Linked DNA regions of Homo sapiens: regions 2 and 3 are each linked to region 1. A link is a loop called in an ENCODE intact Hi-C map of the cell type or tissue named here. Cell type or tissue: Calu3. All regions are shown on one strand.

The links. Peaks named below come from ENCODE experiments on the same cell type or tissue, not always from the same donor. Only the 100,000 strongest peaks of a DNase experiment are listed, where the experiment ranks them.
Region 2: a loop joins it to region 1, with 14 times the contacts of the local background. A loop is called at or near these places in 47 of 110 quality-filtered maps.
Region 3: a loop joins it to region 1, with 5 times the contacts of the local background. A loop is called at or near these places in 40 of 110 quality-filtered maps.

The regions. Positions count from the first base shown.
Region 1 is chr15:83,743,835-83,751,834 of GRCh38, forward strand. All of the region lies in intron 3 of ADAMTSL3 (ADAMTS like 3), which reads left to right. Among named protein-coding and RNA genes, the nearest start is that of ADAMTSL3, 94 kb to the left of the region's middle. RefSeq lists an enhancer at 1,063-1,232. In Calu3, no CTCF peak of the experiment used is centred here; DNase peaks (open chromatin) are centred at 2,507 and 3,377.
Region 2 is chr15:83,562,142-83,570,141 of GRCh38, forward strand. SH3GL3 (SH3 domain containing GRB2 like 3, endophilin A3) reads left to right here. Exons shown (of 9, transcript NM_003027.5): 3 at 2,993-3,065; 4 at 6,388-6,531. Among named protein-coding and RNA genes, the nearest start is that of ADAMTSL3, 88 kb to the right of the region's middle. In Calu3, a CTCF peak has its summit at 3,612 (motif pointing right); a DNase peak (open chromatin) is centred at 3,630.
Region 3 is chr15:84,020,722-84,028,721 of GRCh38, forward strand. ADAMTSL3 (ADAMTS like 3) reads left to right here. Exons shown (of 30, transcript NM_207517.3): 26 at 689-872; 27 at 4,517-4,715. Among named protein-coding and RNA genes, the nearest start is that of GOLGA6L4, 210 kb to the right of the region's middle. RefSeq lists an enhancer at 1,703-1,872. In Calu3, a CTCF peak has its summit at 3,091 (motif pointing left); a DNase peak (open chromatin) is centred at 3,110.

The sequences.
Region 1 (8,000 bases):
AAGATTTCCTTAACTCATATATCTTTTTAATTTTTTTTTTTGATATGGCGTCTGTTGCCCAGGCGGAGTGCAGTGGTGTGATCTCGGTTCACTGCAAGCTCTGCCTCTCAGGTTCACACCATTCTCCTGCCTCAGCCTCCTGAGTAGCTGGGACTACAGGTGCGTGCCACCACTCCCGGCTAATTTTTTGTATTTTTAGTAGAGACGGGGTTTCACCGTGCTAGCCAGGCTGGTCTCGATCTCCTGACCTCGTGATCTGCCTGCCTCGGCCTCTCAAAGTGCTGGGATTATAGGCGTGAGCCACTGCGCCCGGCCATATCTTTTTTATTTTAAAAAAAGGCAAATTTTCTTCATGTGGGAAGTTCATTTATATAGCATACTTAATTCTAATAGTTCCAGAAAAAGCAGGGCTTTGCTATATAGAGGAAGATAAAACCACACACGTGACTTAATATTTGCCAAAGACACCAAAAAATATTTTTTTCTAATTTACATACTTCAGATTCCATGATTTTCTCATTCTCACTCTGTGTAAAGTAGAATTTTCTATCTCCATTAGCTAAAATGAGCAAGAATTGCCATATGGACACTCAAGTACATGTTGTCTCTGAGCATTAATTTTCTTTTAAAAAATTAATTAATTTTAATTGGCAAAAATTGTATATATTCATGATGTACAACATGATGTTTTGAAATATGCATACATTGTGGACTGGCAAAGCTAATTAACATGTATTACTTCACATACTTATCATTGTTTTTATGGTGGGAACACTTAAAATCTCTTATCAATTTTCAAGAATCCAATACATCATTATTAAGTATAGTCACCTGTGTTGTACCGTAGAGCTCTTGAATTTATTTTACCTATCTAACTTAAATTTTGTATCCTTTGGCCAAATCTCCCTACTACCCTCCCCACAAATGAGCATTAATTTTCAGTCAGTGGTTTGTCAGCAGGACTGTCGTGTTTGGGGTGTCTTACATATGCCTTCCTAGAGAAGCCATTTGTGTAATGTCAAAAGAGTGTGTTTGTTTATTATATCGATGGGGACAGGAAGCAGGGAAACTCTGGGCATAAGAGGGCGGGTCCCTGGCAAAGGCCCCACCCTCAAGCCTGGAACCCCAGCCCAAAGTGAGAACATGCATTCCTGTTTTCCTCCTCGAATGTTTGCCTTTTCCAAAACCACCCATGGCCTGCCCTGCCCCACATCCTGGACCCCTAAAAACCCCAGGCTCAGCTGGCAGAGAGCAGAGAAGAGGAGAAGCAACTGGACATCAGAGAGAAGCGGCTTGACTTCGGCTGGGCGGCTTGACAACGTTGCTTCAGAGAGGAGTCCACATGGGGAGTATCACCTTCCTGGTCCATCCCCTTTCCAGCTCCCTTTCCTGATGAGAGACACTTTCGTCGGCAATAAAATCCTCCACTCTTCAATTCATTCATGCAACCTGATTTTTCCTGGACGCTGGACAAGAGCTTGGGTGCCATTTGTGTGGATGCTAAAGGCTGTCATGCTGACCCTCTGTCCTCATTAGCGGAGAGCAACCACCTCACATGAAAAGGCAGAGAGCCCACTGAGTGGCATAACACTTAAGCTGGCAAAGCTAAAAGAGCACTGACTGTAACAGTCCTTCTGGGGCTTCAGGGGTCATAGGTACTTCCTCCTAGACACTGCTGTGGAGTCTGAATGGAGTTTTGCTCCTGCCAGCACCCAAAAGCACTTGCCCCGGCTCCTGCACCTGCTCACCTGTGTGCTTCCTTCCATGAGGGGTTGAGTGCAATAGGTTCCAGAGAGTGCAGTCCACCCCTGCCAGCACCCAAGCGACTGGCTAGTTCTAGCACCCATGCACTCCAGTTCCCAGTCGAGAAGGGGGTCAAGGAAACATTTTCTGTTTCAAGATGAAGCTATCTACATTAATTCAATGAAGTGAAAAGTACATAGAGTGACACTTGGTTTATCTGGTGCCATTGGGCAAAATGTGTTATGAATAAATGCAATCTCATAAGTGCCTGTTGTCATGGAAAGAGGCTGTCTTTGGAACCAGACAAAGCTGTGTCAGGTACATTATCAAATGACTTTCACATAATCTCTTCTTTAATTCCACAACAACCCTCTATCAGTTATTAGTGTTGTCAGCTGCAGGGAACATAATGCCATGCCAAAGGCTGTTCTAACAAATAGGCCTGGGACAGTGGCTCAGTGATGCTCTCAAAATCCAGGCTCCTTTCCCTCTGTTCTTTGTACTCAGTGGGTTGGCCGTTCCTCTTATGGTTGCAAAATGGCACTGCAGCTTCAAGCACCACATTGAATTCCAAGGAAGAAAGGAGAGAAGAGGTATAGAATTGCCTATGTCCCTTTGTCTTATTAATCAAGAATGTGATGTTTGCCCAGAAGCACCGACAGAAAATGACCAGTTTTCCCATCCTCCCTTGCAGTCTGAGTGGCCATGTGAACCAGTTCTGGTCAATGACACGTAACTGGTTCACATGGCCACTCAGAGTGCAAGGGAGGCTGGGAAAGTGTGAACACTATAGTCTTGTTGACTTATGATTCACCACCTGGGGTTCTGTTAGCAAAAAAGAAAGGAGGGTGTGGATATTGGGTGTTAACTATCAGTGTCTGTCACAAATCCTCTGTTTGCTTTACCCATGAAAATGTTCGTATTTAAATACATAACTGGATCAAAATCACCAGCTCTTGAATGACAGAGTTAATACATCAACTGCGGTCTATTGCTCATGTTCCTGTTTGCAGTTAACTGGGAACCTTTTGGGTAATGTGAATGATATTTACAATGATAGTTACATGATGAAGCTAGTCTCTTGTGAAAACAGTATACTTCGGGTTGGAAGTAGTTTCTGATTTTTTAAAAAGTGAAGTCAGCCAGGCATTGTGGCTCACACCTGTAATCCCAGTGCTTTAGGAGGCTGAAGTGAGAGGATTGCTTGAGCCCAGGAGTTGAGGCTGCAGTGAGCCATGATTGTACCACTGCACTCCAGCCTGAGTGACAAAGTGTGACCTTGCCTCTTAAAAAAAATGAAATTTTCTTACTTATTAAACTGATGGAATAAATACTTTTCAGTTTGTACTAATGTAAGGCAATAATGTAATATATGGCAATAATATAAGGCAAAGCTTTGCTATGGATTTTCTATGGGGAGTGCGAATAAAAGGATTAGAACTTAGAACTTTCATATACTTTACCTCTGTGTGGACATCGAGAAAAATGCCAAGACTAATAGAAGTGATGGGTTAGATGGGGTTTAAGAGAAGGCTGCCCAGATGATATGGTGTTAGGTGTCACTTGGAAGTTAGGTTAGATAAGGAAGTGTTGGGCTGCCCTCTTGCTGCAAGTGTCTGAAATCCTAGTTAGCTGAGAGCCAGTTCTGGCCATTTCTGAGGTTTGCTGCCTCCCTAATCCCACACTTGCATCCTGTTCCTGTTTTGCTTTCCTCTGCTGCTCGTCTTTCACTTTCTCTTTCCTCACTTGGGAAGAGTGTTGAAACAACATTTCATTATTTGGCACTGCAAGGCAGTAGTAGTGTCCCCACTTTGGTCAGTTTCTGCTCTGGCAGGAGAAATGGTTTCAGTAAGTTTTTCCATTTCCTATTTGTTAGACTTCCTCTCAGGTACCCATCCAGATCTGTCCACAAGTGTGAGAGAAGGCTTGGACGCTGTTCCTCTCACCATTTCAGAGCAGTAGTGGAAGTGACCCTGTGCCCTGGCTGAAGGACATTCTCCAAGGTCAGCTTTTAAGTGTTCCCCTGGAGGACGAGAGGATTTATCTTTCCTTTTCAGACCATGTTCACATGTCATGAAATTCAAAATTTGGCCCTAACTGTTCATCATAGGTCCTTGTTTACTTTTTGTCTACTTCGTAAGAATGGCTGTGGTGCAGTTTTGTTTTAATTAAGACAAACCGATGTCTCCCAAACATCCATTGCTCTCTGTGAGAAAGAAACAAAAGGAACAGTTTTGCTTGGCTGTTTAAGGATGGAGAAGCGGATCTTATTTCAGAACATGGGTCATCCTAGATGGACGAGGGCAGCTCAGGGTGGAGCAGCCATGAGATCTGGCAGGTCCAGACTCCCTGGCACCAGAATGGCAGCTCTCAGCAAGTGTCTGCTTGGCGTCTCCTGGAGTCTTGTTGGCATGGAAGAGAGACCTTGTACAACATTCCTCATATGTCATTCCCCTTAAAGAAAACATTTCTTCTCCTTTCTGTCTTCACCTCCAATCCCATGTTTGAGAATACAAATCAAACTTATTCTCGTTCATTCTAAAGGGAGTAGCACATCAAAAGTACACTGCTCCTTTCTTCAGTGCCTCTTACAAGGAGCCTGTGGGGATAGCAGCACTCTGCCCTTAGGGAACTATAGTCTAGCAGGGAAAGAAGAATGACATATTAGTTGAAGTGGATCGTCAGTTCAAGATTGGTTACATCTTCATTATCAAGATTGTCATCCTTCATTGATCACTCACTGTGTAGCAATGTCATGATGCTAGTTCTTAGGGATACAGAGTAGGCAGGCTGGGCATGGTGGCTCATGCCTGTAATCCCTATACTCTGGGAGGCCAAGGTGGGAGGATTCCTTGAGCTCAGGAGTTTGAGACTAGCCTGGGCAACATGGCGAAACCCTGTCTTTACAAAAAAATACACAAAAAGTAGCCAGGCATGGTGGTATGCACTTGTAGTCCCAGCCAGTTGGAGGCTGAAGTGGGAGAATCACTTTACTCTGGGTGGTCAGGGCTGCAATGAACTGAGATTGTGCCAATGCACAACAGCCTGGGTGACAGAGCAAGACCCTGTCTCAAAAAAAAAAAAAAAAAAAAAAATACCACACACACAAAGAAGCAAGGAAGGAAAGAAAAGAAAGAAGAAAGAAACACAGCATGCATTTGTGACTTCACATACCTAAGAAGGAATTATTGGTATGAGGTGGTTCATATTAATGTAAAATAAGTGAACTGATCTATATTTGCTACAGGACTTGTAAAGAGGAGTGGCCTGGGGAGTAGACCTTGAAAGACAGTGGGAGCCGGTATTTGGGGGCTGGGAGTGTTGCATGCTGGGTTTTCCAGGGAGCAGACCCTGAGAGGAGTTTAACATGCAAGATGGTTACTTGGGAGTTTCTTGGGATTGACACTCATGGAAGGAAGAGAATGAAGCAGGATGAGCAGTGGGAGGTGTCAAACTGAAATGCAGCCCCAAAGAAAGCCTTGGCACAGCCCACAAGAAACTCTGGAACAAGAATAGCATTTAGAGTTGTCCTAAGTTGGACTGAGCTGTCCTAAGTTAGACCCCTGCTTTGCTGAGTCACTGAATGTGTCCACAGGTGTGAGAGAAGGGCTGGATGCTGTGCCTCTCTCACAGTTGCAGGGCAGTAGTGGAAATGACTCTGGCTGAAGGACATTCTCCAAGGTTAGCTTTTAATTTTCCCCTGGCCAGGGATGTGACCCTCAGAGAGATGCCTTCCTGCAACTAAGTCAACCACCGAAAAGACTGATGGCTAAAGGCTGTTTGATAGTACACTCTTGCAGCTAAGGCAACGAGAGCTTTATTGATGGGGATTCTGGGCAGCTGTCAACATGTCACCATAGGAAGAATGGCATAAGCAAATGCATGCAGAACAGTTCTGATGAGCTGTGATGGACAGAACAATTGGACTGCAGTGGCTGTTACATTTGGAAGTGCAGTAGGAGGTGATGTTAGAGTGTTAGTAGGACGCAGGTGGAAGGTTCTAACTGCCCAGCTAAGGACTCTGAACTTTGTCCTGTGGACATTAAGAAAACACTAGATGGTCTGAGCAGTGGGGAGGTGTTACTAAGGTGTGAAATTGTGTTTTAAAGGGATACATCTGGCCTAGATGTAGAGGATGAATAGTAGTGGCAGGAGGTCCAAGGCAGGAAGATGGCCATAGACTAGTAATTCATGAAAGCGAATAGGGTGGGTCTCGAAAAGAGTCCTGGGTTGCAAGGTGAAATAACTGAGTTCTCATTCAAGCTCTTTGTCATTGACTTGACTGTGTAGGTCTTCCTCTTGGACCTCAATTTTGCCATCTGTAAAAATGATAAGCTCAGAAGTCCCTTTCCAGATGTAACACTTTGTGGTTCTACCTTAAAGTGATCTGTTCGTTTGTGTTCCTTCAACTGCGTGCTCATTGAAAGATGTTGAAGACTAGTGTAGTGTGAAACCAGACTTCTGGAAACTTTATTTTGGATATTTGTTTATTAACTGATTCCTCCACTCTATGGCCTTGCAAATCTTTGTATTTACACACAAAATTTGAAGCCAATGAATTATGGATTCAAGCTGAACCAGAGTCACGTATCAGCTATTACAAGCCTAAGGGTTTTGTTTCTTAATCAATTACAGTATATCTGGTAACTCAACACAGCTACCTGGAATACAGAATTAGCTTTCCGTATTGCACAGGGATGGATTGTCTTCACCTAAGTTTCTACTTAAATAATAATGAAAACGGGATTAACCCTGGCAGTAAAGAAATGAACCAGTTTGAGCCCATACTTGTTGAGGACTTAAGTAAATTATATTTCTTTTTCCCTTGTAAGTTTTGCATCATAGCTTGGTGTCATGCCCATAATCAGCAGATAATTTAGGGAAAAACAAAAGATAACAAATGACAAAGATAAATTCACTGATCAGAACTCTGGTCCCCTTCTTTTTCAAAATGGTTCACAGACAGATTTTTGCATGGGGGAGACTTTTTTTTGAGACAGAGTGTTGCTCTGTCGCCAGGCTAGAATGCAGTGGCATGATCTCGGCTCACTGCAACCTCCGCCTCCTGGGTTCAAGTGATTCTCCTGCCTCAGCCTCCCGAATAGCTGGGACTACAGGCACGTGCCACCACACCCAGCTAATTTTTGTATTTTTAGTAGAGACGGGGTTTCACCATGTTGGCTAGGATGGTCTCGATCTCTTGACCTCGTGATCTGCCTGCTTCAGCCTCCCAAAGTGCTGGGATTACAGGCATGAGCCACTGCGCCCGGCTGGGGGAGACATTTTAATTCGTTGATTCATTGACTCAAAACATGACTTTTCCTTCATTTATTACTGAAAGTATTAACTCTATGCATTTGTTCGTCCATTAACTAAATTATTAATTCATGCATTAATTTAGTATATATTATTAAGTCCCTCTTGTATGTCAGGTACAATGCTAATTGCCAGAGACACACTGGTAGGTAAAACAAGATCAAATCCCAAATTTTATGGAGCTTGTAGTCTAGTTCGAGATGGACATTAATCCATTAGTCACATGGTTTGTTCTGTAATTACAGACTGAAGTCAGGTAAGGCTTCTTTGAGGAAAATTGAGCTGAAATTTGAAGAATGAAAACTCAGTGGACTAAGTTAACAATGTGAGGATGAATTGTAGCTTTGAGTCAATGATGAATATAATTTCAACGTTATTAAAATTTTGGCATTTTATATTATTATGGACAAAAAGAAAAACCAATATACTGACTTAACCAAGTGTTGGAGGTCATTTTCTAGGTTAGAAGCAGAGCCCAAATTAATAGTGACCTGGAAATTAAGTCTCAAATGATAGGGGGATGGACATAATTCTTCCTAGAGCCTTGTTGGCTGCTCTGGGTCAATAATATTTGGAAGCTTGTGGTCCAAGTAAGTCAAGCGTAAGAGGTGCAACACCAAATATAAATCTGTGGGTGTTGGTGCTTTTTTTCTGATGTAAATTTTTTCCAGTGTGTTTGTGTCCTTTCCAAGAAGGTGGGCAGCTGTGCCAGGAAATTCGATGTATATGGTATGGAGATGTGGTGACTGGAATGAACAGAAAACTGTATATAGAAGCCTTAACCCTTTGATGCAGCATCTTTAATAAATGCAGAGGAGATACTGCAGAGGTGACATCCTCTTTATGGAGTTACTTTCATCTTGATTCACTACTTGCTCCTCATTCATCCCCTAACCCCAGGTGTGAAAAAATTTCCCACAGTGTTCAAGTGAGGAGTAAAA
Region 2 (8,000 bases), 180 kb before region 1:
TTGTTGTTTTTTTGTTTTGTTTTGAATGCTCATCTTGACTCCACATTAGCCAATATGTTTACTCTTCAATTTGTAAAGGGTTTATTTCTAGTTTTGATGCTTGGGCTGGTGTGGAGGCAGCTCCAGTATGTGCATGTCAGGGCCTACAAGGTACCTGCAAGTTTTTGGTCATTTGTTTCTTGGGCTTTTTTGTTTCAAAAGATATAAAAAAGATCTGAAGTAGAAAATATCCCCATTCTAATTCCTCTCATCATCATCTTTCAGAGATGACTCTTAGCTTTGTGGTGGCTTTTCATGTCCAAAAAGGGTTGTATATATCAAAGGGAGCACTCTAAGTTATATTTTAATTAATATCTAATTTGTTACATTATAAATCTAAAATCCTCATTTTTCTTAAGCTTTAAACTGAACTTATGAATCTTGTTTCCAAATTTAGTAATTTTGCTATATGATGAAAATCATTATAGTTAATTTTCATTTGAGGTTGCATTAATTAACACATAAGCTTAACAGATTCAATCCTTAAATATTTACCACCAGTTATATAATTAAGCAAATTCCCTTAGACATTTCAAGCTATAATCACAAAGGCAAGGTACAGGACTCCCTCAAACTTTACATAAAATCTATTAACAGCATTTTCCTAAGCCCTTACATTTCTTGTGACTAATAAGACATATTTAGTTAATCAGATTCTCTTAAACATTTCAACAATCTTGGCAAATAGCTGAACATACCAAAGAGAGCTCAAAGTCACAAAACTTGTTACTAGGCCAAACGCACACTCACATGCCCACTTGCACACACAGCACACAAGTATCAGTAATATAGGTTTGACTCCTTTTTTATCATTTCTGTACTGTCTTTTAAAACTTTCCTGGGGCTCCAGATTAATTTATTTAGCCCAAATTAATGTATTTACCTAAGGGGAACAAATACGATTTCAGGCTGGATAAGATTGCTTGGTTGCAAACTTGTGACCCTGGCAGGATCATAGTTTTCTAAATTACAAAAATGATTTGTCTTCTATTATAAATCATTCTGCAGCTTGCTTGCTTTCTATGTATGTACTTTGAATGTCGATCTTCCTTATTTTTTTTCCTTATGATTAAAGAGTATTCCTTTACTTGGATGTTTCATAATTTATCCATCAGTCTCCTGTTGATTTCCATTTTCAATATTACATAAAATGGCCTAACAAACATGTTTTTCCTTCACTGCAATTTGCTCGTGTGTTTCTAAAAGGACAAATCCTTAGAAGTATAATAGCTGGTTTATTAATATGCCCATTAATAAGCACTTCTCCCTTGATCTCCAAAAACGTATCATTTTGCATTCCTGTTGTGTGTTACTCCACACCCATATAATACCTGATATTGAGTATAACTGATTTTAAAAATGTTTTTATCAATCTGGAGAATGTAAAGCATCTCCTTTTTATTTACAGTTCTGAATATTTTTTTCAAATCTTTGTAGGCAGCTTGTGTTTTTCCTCTTTTCCTTCTTTCTTTTTAAGACATGGAGTCTCGCTCTGTTGCCCAGGCTGGAGTGTAGTGGCGTGATCTCGGCTCACTGCAACCTCCACCTTCCAGGTTCAAGCGATTCTCCCACCTCAGCCTCCAAAATAGCTGGGATTATAGGCACCCGTCATCATGCCCGGCTAATTTTTGCATTTTTGTAGAGATAGGATTTCACCATATTGGCCAGCCTGGTCTTGAACTGCTGACCTCAGGTGATCCACCTGCCTCAGCCTCCCAGAGTGCTGGGATTACAGGTGTGTCCCACCGTGCCCAGCCTTTTCCTTCTTTCTTGTTTGTTTAAATGGGAGTTTAGAATATTATGCCACTTTTGTCAAACTTCACATACTCTATGTCTTTTCATGTTCAGTTTTTAAGTTTTTACGGAGTCAGAATTTTGGTCTTTTTATTTATGACATTTGAATTTCAGGTCCTGGTTAGAAGTTTCTTCCCACTCCAGTATTTCAAAATACTGTTGTCTGTATGTTAGTCGTTTTATAGTCTGATTTTTTTAGGTTGATATTTTTAATCATGTATATAGTATGAAGACTCACTTTACTATCAGCTTGCCAAATTTTAACAAAAAAAAGAAAAAATTGAAATTATGATGGGATTTGAATGAATTTTGCATGTTAATTTGGGAAGAATGCATATCTTTACAAAATTGAGTTTTCCCATCTAAGAATGTGGTTTTTCAAATAGGTGTTGTGAATTTCTCATAATAGTTATTCTTCATTATTGCATTTTTATTGCTTTTATGAATGAGATCTTTTTCTTTTGGGCTACTGATGGTATAAATAAAGCTATTGCAACTTGCATTTTAACTTTATTGTTTATTCCCATATTAACTCTCTGGTTAACTAACAACCAGAAAGTCCAGGAATGGTTTTGCAGAAGGAAAGATTCAGTCTTAACCAGAAAGGGTTAACTTTCAGGGAACGTTTGGGGAAAACTTTGATGTTAACATCTTCTGACCATAGCACAAATGAATGTGTTTATTGTATTATAATATAATACTAATGATTATGATTCTTTTAGTGTTGATTACTGAGGCAGTTGCTAATATGAATCATTACTGTGGCATCCTTATATAAGTATAGAAATTCAAGTTCACCTAGCAGATAAGGAGAGTTTGGTTCATATCTAGTGTTAGTTTTGAGAGACTTCCAAGTATATCTAATAATCTAGTGGAGCATAATAACTTTTCCAGATTTTCTAAATATTACCTTAATATTCATTTTAATGTTTAAAGGGAAAGTAAAGTTCTCCAACATCACTTGAAGGAAATGATGTTCCAAAAATCAGAAAGTGAGAAAATATCACCTCTCCCAAAAATGTTGAAAACGTTCATTTGGATTAAAATCATCATAATCGTGTTAGAAGAATTAAATTAATGAAAATTCCTCCTCTATTTGCTCTTTTGTGATTTTATTGAGTTTGTCATTTACTAACTTTTTTTAAATTTTGCTTTTAAGAAAATAGATGTTACCAATAAAGTTGTTGCAGAAATTCTTTCAAAAACCACTGAATATCTTCAGCCAAATCCAGGTAAAGTTGAAATATTCTCTTGTTCATTTGCTGTCACAGACTCTAATAACCCATGTTTACTTGGTGTTTAGTTGACATAATGTAGAAACAATGTCGTCTGTGTCCCAATAATGAAATTCAGTTTTTAAAGCTGAGTCTCCAGTGACCAAAGGTAGTTGCATTCGGTCCTACTGATGAGAAAGAGAACAGCTATTTTTGTGAATTTCAGTTGACATCATCCGAATGGAGTGCTGGTCATAGCAACAAGAGAGCACTGAGCAAAGGTTTTATGAGTTGCTTCAGAAAGCCACTAAACATTTGGCAAATATTTTCTTCCTTATTTCCTCTTTATAATTTTTTTAAAAATTCTGCCCTTGTGTACTATATACATAAAGGTATATGTTAATTTGAAAAAGCTTTCTCTTTGTGGCTTAAATGCTGGAGAAACAAGATGTGGTGAATACGAAAGGCTGCTTAAATCCAGTGTCACATCAGCTTCTCCACTGAAGGTCTGGGTTTCTAGGTCCCCAAGCAGCATCTATTGATGAGATTTTCCCAGGTTGTAAATTATAGGAACCAATAGAGGGCGCCCAAGCTTTGAGTTCTGTGGATTTCTAAAGCCACCTTTCCTTTTTAGGAATTTATTATCTGCGTAGAGTTCCTGTGATTCCCTTGACTGTAGGAATCAGCACAAACCTAACCATTTGAAAATTGAGAAAGTAAAAATTTAAGAATATAAATTTTATCAGGTGTATCCAGGCAGGTCTAAAGTTCTTTACAATTGTATTGATGATAATAGCTTTGAAAACCATAAAAATATATCTTCTCCTCCCTGGCCACATCAGTGATTGAAATCAGCCACACAAATTTCTTTTCCTGATATATCAGTCAACAAATATTTAATATGTGCTTTCTCTGCACTAGAGGATTTCGGGGTGCTGGAGTACACTATGAAATCAGACAGATACTTCACCCTCAACCAGCTGACTCTTGAATGGGATAAGGAAGTGTTGGCCAACAATAAAAGTGTCACCACTGGCTAGAGGTCTCTGGTTATTCCTAGAGAAGAGGCAGCCCTAGCAACCTCTTATCCAGTTTAATGGCTCTCACCCACATACCTGCTGCATCCCACATCCCCCTCCAACAGTGGGAAAGATGGGCAGAGAGAGAGAGAGAGAGAGTGTGTGTGTGTGTGTGTGTGTGTGTGTGTGTGTGTGTGTGTAGTGTGTGAGAGTGAAGCCTTTGGGCTTGGGGACCTGGAGGATAAATGCTTTGAGGATAAATGTGAGGTTCAAAAGTCCGGCACTGGCCAGGCACAATGGCTTATGCCTGTAATCCCAGCACTTTGGGAGGCCAAGGCATGATGATTGCTTGAAGCCAAGAGTTCAAGACCAGCCTGGGCAATGTAGCAAGACTCTATGTCTACAAAACATTTTCAAAATTAGCCAGGTGTGGTAACACGTCTGTAGTCCTATTTTTACTCAGGAGGCTGAGGTGGGAGGATCGCTTGAACCCATGAGTTTGTGGCCACAGTGAGCCATGATCATACCACTGCACTACAGCCTGGGCAACAGTTGTTGTTTCAAAACAACAACAAAAAAGGCTGGCACTGTGAATGTCAGGTGAATGTGAGTGGCACTCACAGCTGGCACGGGAATGTCACTACTCACAGTGCATTCTATTGCTGGAGATGCAGAATTAGGCTCAACCCAGACCGATGGAATCACTCTACATTTTAACAAGATCCTTGGGTTATTTACATACACATTAAAGTTTTGGAGGCATTGATTTAAAATACATTAAAAATAGTACAAAATTATTAAAGTAGGAAAAAAAGTGTATCTCTTGACTATCTAAAAGTATCTCAAATACCACAAACTAGTATGTGATTCACTCTCTCACCTACAGGATGAAATCTCAAATCCTTAGCTTGGTGTTCAATTCATAGTCACATTTTCCCATAGCTATCTCCCACTTTGTCCTGTATTAATAGCATTTTAGGTCAAACCAGCCTACTCCTTGTCCACTGATTATGCCACAGTATTCCCTCTTCTACACGTTACTGACACCATTCTCTGTACTTTTTAGGGCATCTTTCCATCTTTCTTCAGCATATTGCCGCCTTTCCCTTGCCCTGCACCACACTGGACTTTATTTTCATAATTATGTCCTGTATATTCTGCCTCCCAGTAACTAGACTTTGAGCTCCTTGAGGGCAAAGCCTGTCTCTGGAGTCCCAGTAATGAGCACAGTGTGTTGTTGCACAGGGCCCAGTGCAACAATGAGTAAATACTCATTGCCTGAGTCAGAGGAAGGAAAGGAAGGTAAGACGCAGTGATGCGCATCACCTCCCTAGGGAGCAGAGGCTGAGCTGCACCTTGGGACCAGCCACACAAGGCTAGTGTTCACTAGGGGTGGGGTGGTCTGTCCCCTCCTATGATTCTGCCTCCTAAACAGCAGCACCTGCCTGCCATAATACTGAAAATCATTAGGCTCAATCAGTCCTTGGGAGCAGAGTGTGTGTGTGTGTGCGTGCGCGCGCATGTGGTGTGTGTTAATGACCAGTTGGTTGTTTGAAATATCCTCCTCGGCAATTCTATTTTTGTTTACATTTAAACAAACAAACAAAAAGCATGTCAGTGTCACACAGGTGTCAGTGTCTGACTTCACGTGTCAGCAACTGCAAGCTTTCCAAAGGGTCTCACTCGAGGGGTGGTGCTCAGGAAAGCCTGGTCACTATTATTTCAAGTCAGCAATGTGCCCCATCATTTCTTTTTTTTTTTCTTTCTTTCTTTCTTTCTTTTTTTTTTTTTTGAGACAAAGTCTCGCTCTTGTCCCCCAGGCTAGAGTGCAATGGCGCGATCTTGGCTCACTGCAACCTCCGCCTCCCGGGTTCAAGCAATTCTCCTGCCTCAGCCTCCCGAGTAGCTAGGATTACAGGCATGTGCCACCACGCCCAGCTAATTTTTTGTATTTTTAGTAGAGACAGGGTTTCTCCATGTTGGTCAGGCTGGTCTTGAACTCCTGGCCTCAGGTGATCTGCCGGCCTCGGCCTCCCAAAGTGTTGGGATTACAGGTGTGAGCCACTGCGCCCAGCCGATGTGCACCATCATTTCTATGGTTCATCGTGGCTGCGGAACAGTGCACTTAGCACCCACCTTGGTAAAGAACCTAGAAAATTACCTGAGAAAATTAAATAGTTCACACACAATTGTTTCAGGCCTCAGGTCTCTGGCATTTTGTTTAAGGTGACCTCAGTTTTGGCAGCTGCGTTTATTAAATTCTATGTACCTGTCACTCCACCTTGTAACTTTAAAGAATTACAAATGACAATGTTTTTAAGCATACAGAGCTAAGCTAGGAATGCTGAACACTGTGTCGAAGATCCGAGGGCAGGTGAAGACCACAGGATACCCGCAGACGGAAGGCTTGCTGGGGGACTGTATGCTGAAATACGGGAAGGAGCTCGGGGAAGACTCCACCTTTGGTGAGTTATTCAGAGATCAGCTGGGGGAGCTGAGAACTCCTCCAGTATGGTTTTAGGTTATACACAAACCCTTCAGTCTAACAACCTTTGTTATTTTTCCATATTACCAAAGTAATACATGTTAATTGCAGGAGGTTTAGAAAACATAGGTAAGTAAAATAAAGAAAAATGCTAACATCACCCATAATCCCATATCCACCGATAGGCCCAATTAAACTCTGTTGTGTATCTTTTTTTTTTTTTTTTTTTTAGACAAAGTCTATGCCCAGGCTGGAGTGCAGTGGCGCGATCTTGGCTCACTGCAGCCTCCACCTCCCAGGTTCAAACGATTCTCGTGCCTTAGCCTCCCGAGTAGCTGGATTACAGGCTCAAGCCACCATGCCTGACTAATGTTTTGTATTTTAAATAGAGACAGGGTTTCGCCATTTTGGCCAGGCTGGTTTTGAACTCCTGACCTCAAGTGATCCGCCTGCCTCGGCCTCCCAAACTGCTGGGATTACAGGAGTGAGCCACTGCACTTGGCTTGTTGTGTATCTTTTATGCCTTGTTTATTCTTATATGTATTCATATGTACTTTTAAAAACTACAGTAAGGCTATAGTACATATACTCTTTGGTAACACTGACTATATAATGATCCATATCGTAAAATAATTAATCTTCCATGATATTGTTTTTAATGGCTACATAATATTCCATGTATCATAGTTTGTTCAGTCAATCCCATTTACTAAATAAATGTTTCTTTATGTAAAAACATTTTACATAGCATTTACAATAACCATTTTCATAGGTAAATCTTTGGGGATATCCAAAATTATATTCTTTGACATAATTTAGATAACATGTCTAGTATAAAATTGCTGAGTCAAGAGTATGCTTATTTTTCAGGTTTTGAAAGCATATTCCCAACCTACCCTTCAGAAGGGTTACACTCATTTGACACTGTTGCCAGGAGTGAGTGAGGGTATATTTCTCTACATAGTTCCTAACCCTAGAGATTATCTTTTTAGTTTACTTTTAAATAACTGATCATTTGATATGTAGTATACAAAAATGATATCTCATTGCTGTTTTAACTCCATCTTTTGGATCACGTGTGAGGTGGAATTTTTATTTGTGTTTGTCATTGTTTTTGTGAATTGTGTGTTTGTGTCCTTAGCCTGCTTTTGCATCAGGAGGTCCATTTTTTCCCCCCTGTCTCATGAGCTCTTTAAATGGTCAGGATATTTGCTCATTGGCTGTCTTGTATGTTGATGAAGCTTTGTCCCAGGTAAGCATTTGCCTTCAGACCTTGTATATGAAGGTCATTTCAATGGAGAGAGATTTTTATTTTTTATTTACTGAAGCTCTTTAGTCTTCCTATATGGTTTCTAGCTTTTTGGAATCATGTTTAGAAAATCTTTTTCATCCCACTCCCTGGCAAATGATATAAACGTTTATTTATACTTGTTTTTGAATCCTGTATTT
Region 3 (8,000 bases), 280 kb after region 1:
CTGAGTGTCAGCAGGGAAGGGAAAGGCTGTTTGGAATAGGGATTAAAATTTTTAAAAAGCTGGGATTACTGGAGGTGGTCGGCTTCTACTCTTGTAAAGGAAACTCCTACATTTATCTCTTCAGATGTCTCTGTGACAAATTATTTATGCAGTCACAGGATCAATCTGAAGTTTAGATTAAGAATTAATGGAAAAATAAGAACAGAACTCAAATGCATCTTTAACCTTACTGCTTAATCCCTAGTCCCTGTTCCTCCTGCTAAATCATCTTTCATTTCTCTGCCTGATCCACTTTTGAGAAATTGAACCCGTTAGGGCATCCCCTAGAGAGGCCCTCCTCTCTTGTCCTGTTGGCTGTGGTTAGAGAACACTGAGGAGGCAGCCCACTGCTGAGAGTGCCTCCTCTCTCTCTGGGATTTTTCTGGCAGACCCAGCTGGCCGATGATAGTCCCTCTCCAGACTGTGGTCCAAGGACCCCATTCTGGCCGCCATTCTCACCAGTTATTACAGTAAATTAGTTGAGGGAAAATAAGATTTAGAGGACTCCCTTGCACTATGAGATGGCTTTCTCTCCATATGCTACTTAAAGAACCAAAAAACATCTCATGGTGGTTTTTGGCCATGTCTTCTCCAGCTCGTCGTCATTTCTCTTTTGGGGCTGGCATGATATTTTGTTTTCTTTCTGCAGAGCCTTTTTGGGAGCCTGGTAACTGGTCACATTGTTCTGCCACCTGTGGTCATTTGGGAGCCCGCATTCAGAGACCCCAGTGTGTGATGGCCAATGGGCAGGAAGTGAGTGAGGCCCTGTGTGATCACCTCCAGAAGCCACTGGCTGGGTTTGAGCCCTGTAACATCCGGGACTGCCCAGCGAGGTAAGTGAAGTCACTCTTTGTATCTCATCAACACCAAGTTTTTGTTTGTTTTGAAAGGTGCAGTGATTTGGACATAATAATTCAATAGCTAAGTTTTTTTTATCACTTACTGTATACTAGGCATCCTGCTAAGTGCTTTACATGGATCACAGTGTCCTGTGAGGTAGATGTTGTTAATTTCCTGTTTCGTAGATGGGGAAACTCCCCTAGGCCATACAGTTATAAGGACCAGGATTCAAATGGTGATAGTCTGATTTTAGAGCCCCTGCTCTCAATCACTAACCAAACCTGCTTCCTGCACACACAATCCTGTCAGTTCTTTAAGACTTTAGTGAGGCTAATTTCTTGGGTTTACTTAGGAGATAATTCAGTGGGCCAGAATCACCAGAGGCACTAGTGAAAAACACAGTTCTCTAGACTTGATCCCTGGAGGTAAAACCATTAATAAGCTTTCTAAGCAATAGGTAATACAAATCAGTAATTTTTAAATGTCCAAAATCAAATTCATGGTCTCCAGCAAACTTACTCCATCCCCAGTATTTCAGATCTTGATGACTACATCCTAGATGCCCCTCTTTCTCTCACTTCCATCCATTCTTGTCCATTTCCACTGTTACCACTAAAGTCCAAGCCGTCATTTTTTCTTACATGGACTACTCCAGGAGTCTTCTGGTTCTTATCTCCCTCTCTGGAGTACTTTGTCCACTCTCTAAGAATAAAGATATTTGAAACAAATTCATCATGATGGTTCTCTTAGTTTCATTAGGTTTCTACCTCTGCAAATAAAAATATCGACTTCACAAGATGATCTTGAAAATTAAATGAAAAATTGATTATAAAGTGTCTAACTCAGTACCTGTCACCTGGGAGGTTCTCAGTAAATATATCTACTTTTAAAAAATTATTTTTAAATAAGCTGTAATCCTGAGTGTCCAACTAAAAATATATTTTACATTTTTGCTTTGCAAATGATGCCATGTGCAATTTACACATTTATCTTAGGACAAAGGCCAAAATTCCCAGCACTGGGGTTGTGACTATCTTGTACATCTTTTTATCTCATGTTTGAAACAGTGCCTAGCAATAGTAGGTGCTTAGTAAATATTTGCTGACTGACTGAGTAAATGAGTGGAAGAATTGAAGTCCCTTCATATTTGGGCCTTGGGCTATCTCTTTTATCGCTTGTCTCTCCCACACTGGTTATTTGATCTCCTTCCATGCTGGTCTTTTTTTGTCCCTTAGATATACTATTCTGTTTCCTGACTCAGAGGCTTTGTGCATACTTCTCCCTCTGCCTAGGACACTGTCCCCTCTCTCTTCACTTAATCATTTCTGTTCATCTATATATACCTCAATACATGCTCAGGGAAACCATCCCTGAACTTAGCCCTCCAAAGTAAATCACGCCTTATGTTATATGATTTTTATATGTCCTTATCATTCTTCATAATTCTTACCACAATTGTCTGTCTTGCTCTCCCACTAGACCGTAAATTCTATGGGGAGTAAATCCACAGGTATTTTGCTCAATAATTTATTCCTAGCACTTAGCACAATGTCTGCTGCATCATATACTCCCTATAAATATTTATGAAATCAATGAATGAATGATTACAACACAGACCCTAGCAGATAGTTGACCAAATAGTACCAAAATCCATAGTAAAAACAATTAACAAATAAAAAAGCATTTGTTGAGTACAAACCAATGAAGAAGATACTAACATTTTACTGATGAGAAACTGGAGAAATGTTTAATGTTATATAGCTCACTGCCCTTGGGCAGATGTCCACACTAGATCCAGTCTCTAAGAGTGCCTTGGAGGAGAGTGGGAGGCAGGGTCACAGTGTAAAGCAAAATAGGTTCCTTAGGACATGTTCTTAGGAGGGTTATCAATATTGCAGGCACCCTAACTGATAGGTCTTCCAGTACCCTTTGTAATTCTCAAAAGGAAGATCTCATGTTAAGGTCATCCCTCAGAAAGCAGCAAACTCATGCTTCAGTAACTTGGAGTAACCTGATTGAGAAAGCTGTTTTATGGCATTTCTTGATTTTCAAAACGCGGAGAGAATCCACATTGGGAAATCTGTCAGCAGTCTTGTTTCTCGAATATTCTAAAACCTTTGCACACTCCTAGGATAAACAGTCCCACACTTTCATACCTAGAAGAGACCATAGAGATCATCTAATCCCAGATCCCTCTACATCAAGGCTTCTCATCATTTCTGTGCCACAGCTCCCTCTGGTGGTTTGGAGAAGCCTGTGGATACCGTCTCAGAACCAGGTTTTTGAATATGTAAAATAAAATACATTTGATTACAATGGAAACCAATTATATTGAAGTTCACTTAGTGAAATATTTTTAAAGATCTGATATATCGCCGGGCGCAGTGGCTCACGCCTGTAATCTCAGCACTTTGGGAGGCCGAGGCGGGCGGATCACGAGGTCAGGAGATCAAGAACATCTTGGCTAACACGGTGAAACCCCGTCCCTACTAAAAATACAAAAAAATCAGCCGGCCATGGTGGCAGGCACCTGTAGTCCCAGCTACTCGGGAGGCTGAGGCAGGAGAATGGCGTGAACCCGGGAGGCAATGGTTGGAGTGAGCCGAGGTTGCGCCACTGCACTCCAGCCTGGGCGACAGAATGAGACTCCGTCTCACAACAAACAAACAAACATACAAGATCTGATATAGATTTACTTCTCTATTAACACAAAAAATAACAAGATATAGTTGTGCTTTAATTTTAATATGGTGATGAATATAAATGATATTTTGAGATACCTGTCATAATGTAATGTGTAAATATCTATGATTTCTATTGGTAACAAAATCACAGGTATTATTAATGCTACTGTACTTGTGGCCTATGTTTCTATAATTGAAGGAAATATTAAATTTCAGTTAGAGCTTAGTGACAATGAAGACGGAATTCTTTTTCCATCCAAGTATGTGGTTTCCTTGGATAACCATGGACATCATGTTAGAAACCCCTGCTCTGCAGTCTCCCAACAGCATCTTTGTCCCAACAGACAAAGCACTCAATATCTCAAAGGTGTCCAGCTCCAAGTTCAGTCTCCTATAATCATTAAAGCATGAACTTTAGAGTCAGATAAATCTAGAATCCAATCCCAGCTCTGCTGGCAGGTTAGTCATGTGGTCATAGCTAAGTTATTCAGTTCAGTGGACATCCGTTTCTTTTCTACAAGAATGGGAATAACATGAGAATTATACAAGCTAACATGTAAGTATCTTGCAGGGTAAACAACACTTAGATGCTGGAAATATATTTTCTTCATTTTAGTTTCAGTGAGTTGAACTCCACCTTTTGGAAATTTCCTCCTAAATTTGCCCCAGCTTTACCCTCTAGGGCCACACAAGTAACAGCTCTTCATAAACCTGAAGACAGCTGTACCCCATTCCTAAAGTAGTCATCTCTACATGATGACACTGTTTCTCCCGAGTTAAAGAAGGTCTGAGAAAAAGGCTGGGAGTCATCTGTGCTGCTTCCCATTCCCATAGAGACATGTGACAGCCTAAGATAGCCATGGTGTTGGGATCAGCTTTTTCCTTTGATGAGACGCCCCCTCTAAGATCTGGCATACCAGTCCTTACTAAAGTCCTGTAGTTTTTGTTCCTAGGTGGTTCACAAGTGTGTGGTCACAGTGCTCTGTGTCTTGCGGTGAAGGATACCACAGTCGGCAGGTGACGTGCAAGCGGACAAAAGCCAATGGAACTGTGCAGGTGGTGTCTCCAAGAGCATGTGCCCCTAAAGACCGGCCTCTGGGAAGAAAACCATGTTTTGGTCATCCATGTGTTCAGTGGGAACCAGGGAACCGGGTAAAGCTAACACATCTAGTTTGTGGACAGCACTATCTGTCCACACAGATAGTGTGATAATAATCACCTTGTTTCCAATAAACTACTTTTGGGGCGGGGGGCAGGAATCTGACTGGTCTCTGAAATGAATGTATGTCTTTGACCTCAAGGTTTACATTTAGAAATCATAGTATCTCTGTCTTCCAGTACAAAAGTGAACCAAGTTTGGGTTCTTTGAATGCAGTGATGCCATAACAGAAGCTCCAAGTTAGACCAGTTTAGGGCAGTAAGAATAAAAGTAGCCTTCAGGAAAATGAGGAGGGGAACATTAGTGGTATCTGCACAAAAGCCTCAGAATCTTCATCCCAAATGCCACCTTTGATAATGTTATAATAAAAATACTTAGGAAAAAGTTTAATGTGTAGGAACCCATAAATAAAAATATAACACATTATTGAAACACATAAAAGTTGAGCAAATAAAAGACTTATTATACTCCTGAATGGAAAATCTCAGTACTACGAAGATGTCGATTTCCTTAAATGAATATATGCACGTAATACAATTCCTATTAACATCATAGTAGAACTTTTTGTGGAATTAAAGATAATTCTGGCATTCACATGGGAGATAATATGACAATAAAGACATAAATTTTTATTTTAAAAAAGTATTGGAGGTATAGAGAGACTTTCCTCATCCTATGTCAGAGCATGATGCAAAACTGTCATGAGTAAAATAGTACAGCATTAGTGCAGAAGAGACACAGGTTATGGTGTATAATCAGAGCTCAGAAACGGACCAGATTGACTTTAACATTTAAAGGCAGTTAATCATAGGAGAAAACATTGTTTTAAAAATAGAAGATATAAAACTACAAAATATTTTTCAAAGAAACTAAAGAAGATCTAAATAAATGGAAAGCTGTAAGACTTATTATTACTAGTAACACAATACTCTTGAAATTTATCTACAAATTCAATGTGATCGCTATCAAAATTTTATCTGGTTTCTTTGCAGACATTGACAGTCTGATCCTAAAATTCATGTGGATATAGAAGAGACACAGAATAACCAAAACAATTTTGAAAAGGAACAAAGTTGCAGGACTCAGACTTCTGATTTCAAAACTTACCAAAAAGCTACAGTAATCAAGATAGTATGGTACTGACATAGGATGGACATATAGATCAATGAAATTGAATTGAGTCCAGAGATAAACCCATATATATATATCTCAATTGTTTTTGTATAAGGTTGAGAAACCATTCAATGGGGGAAGAATAGTCTTTTAAACAAGTGATGCAGGACAACTTCCAAAAAAGGAAGTTGGACCCTTTACACCACATACGAAAAAATAAAATGAATCAGAGAACTAAATTTAAGAGCTCAATATATAAAACTATTGGAAAAAAATATAGGTGTAAATTTTCATGGCTTGGATTAGGAAATGGCTTCTTAGATATAACAACAAAAGCATAAGCAACAACAACAAAAATAGATAAATTGGACTGCATCAAAATTAAAAACTTGTGCTGCAAAGGAAACCATCAAGAAAGTAAACAGACAACCTATAGAATGGGAGAAAATGCTTAAAAATTGTATATCAAAAAGGAGATTATCTCTAAAATATGTAAAGAATACTTACAACTCAATAATAAAAACACAAATAAACTATCAGCAAGATATGCAAATGGCCAATAAGCACACGAAGGGATGCTTTCCATTAGTCATTAAAAAATGCAAGTCAAAACCACAATAAGATACAAGTTTAGGCTCACTGGGATGGCATTAGTGAAAGAGATAGTGACAAATGTTGATGAGGATGTGGAGAAATTGGAACCTTCATGCTGCTGATGGGAATGTAAAATGGTACAGACACTTTAGAAAACACCCTAGCGGTTCCTCAAAATGTTAGATTAGATCTATTATATGACCCAGAAATTCCACCCCTAGGTATGTATCCAAAAGAAATGAAACATTCAGGATCTATATCCTAGGGCAAAAAAATACAAATAAGAAACGGAGGCCGGGCGCGGTGACTCACACCTGTAATCCCAGCACTTTGGGAGGCTGAGGCAGGAGGATCATGAGGTCATCCTCGCTAACATGGTGAAACCCTGTCTCTACTAAAAATACAAAAAATTAGCTGGGCGTGGTGGCGGGTGCCTGTAGTCCCGGCTACTTGGGAGGCTGAGGCAGGAGAATGGTGTGAACCCGGGAGGCAGGGCTTACAGTGAGCTGAGACCACGCCACTGCACTCCAGCCTGGGCGACAGAGCGAGACTCTGTCTCAAAAAAAAAGAAAAAAAGAAATGGAACATATGTCCACACAAAAACTTGTACATGAATATTTGTTGGAGAATTATTAATAATAACCACAATGTCATTAAGTAGAAACAACCCAAATAACAACACCCCATAATAATAAAAAAAATGGAAACAATTGGTGAGTAGATGAGCTGTGGTATGCTTGCACAATTGAATATTTGACCATCAAAAGGAATGAAGGACTGATATATGCTACAATAGAGCTAAACCTTGAAAACATTATGGTAATTGAAGGAAGACAGATGCAAAGGACCACTCTGCATGGCACCATTTATACAAAGTGTCCAGAACAGGGAAATTTGTAGAGACAAAAAGTAGACTAATGGTTGCCGAGGCTTGGGGAAAGAAGCAATCAGAGGAATTAGGAGTGACTGTTAAAGGTATGGGGTTTCTTTGGGGATGATGATCATGTTCTAAAATTGATTATGGTAAAGGTTATACAACTCTAAATTCCGTTAACATTCGATGGCAAATTGTATAGTTTGTAAATTGTATCTCAATAAAGTGGTTAGCCAAAAAAAGAAAAAAGGCAGTATAAGACAAATCGGCTAGCTAATGTAAGAAAAATAAGTAAAATCAGAGCACAGACTCAGAACATACACCAAAATAAATTCTAACTTGATTAAAGAGCTAAGTGTATCAGTAAGTAAATGCAAGTAGAACTATCATGACAGTAAAGACCTTTTTAAGCATAAAATAAATTATAAGGACAAATTAATAGGTATTATTATAAATAAGTAAAAATTTTAAGAACTGAATGTCAAAATTTTAAAATTTTTTTCCTGTAATTGAACCCACCTTAGCACACAAGTCTTCATTTTTGCTCACAGCAGAAAAACCCAAACTTGGCAGACATTTATGGTTTTAAGCATAGTCATTTCCGGACTTAAACCCAATTGATTCAAGATTTGCCCTGTCATTTTTTCCTTCTCCCCAGAGGTGGTCTAAGTTTTGTGGGAGAAAGGAGGGTGATATG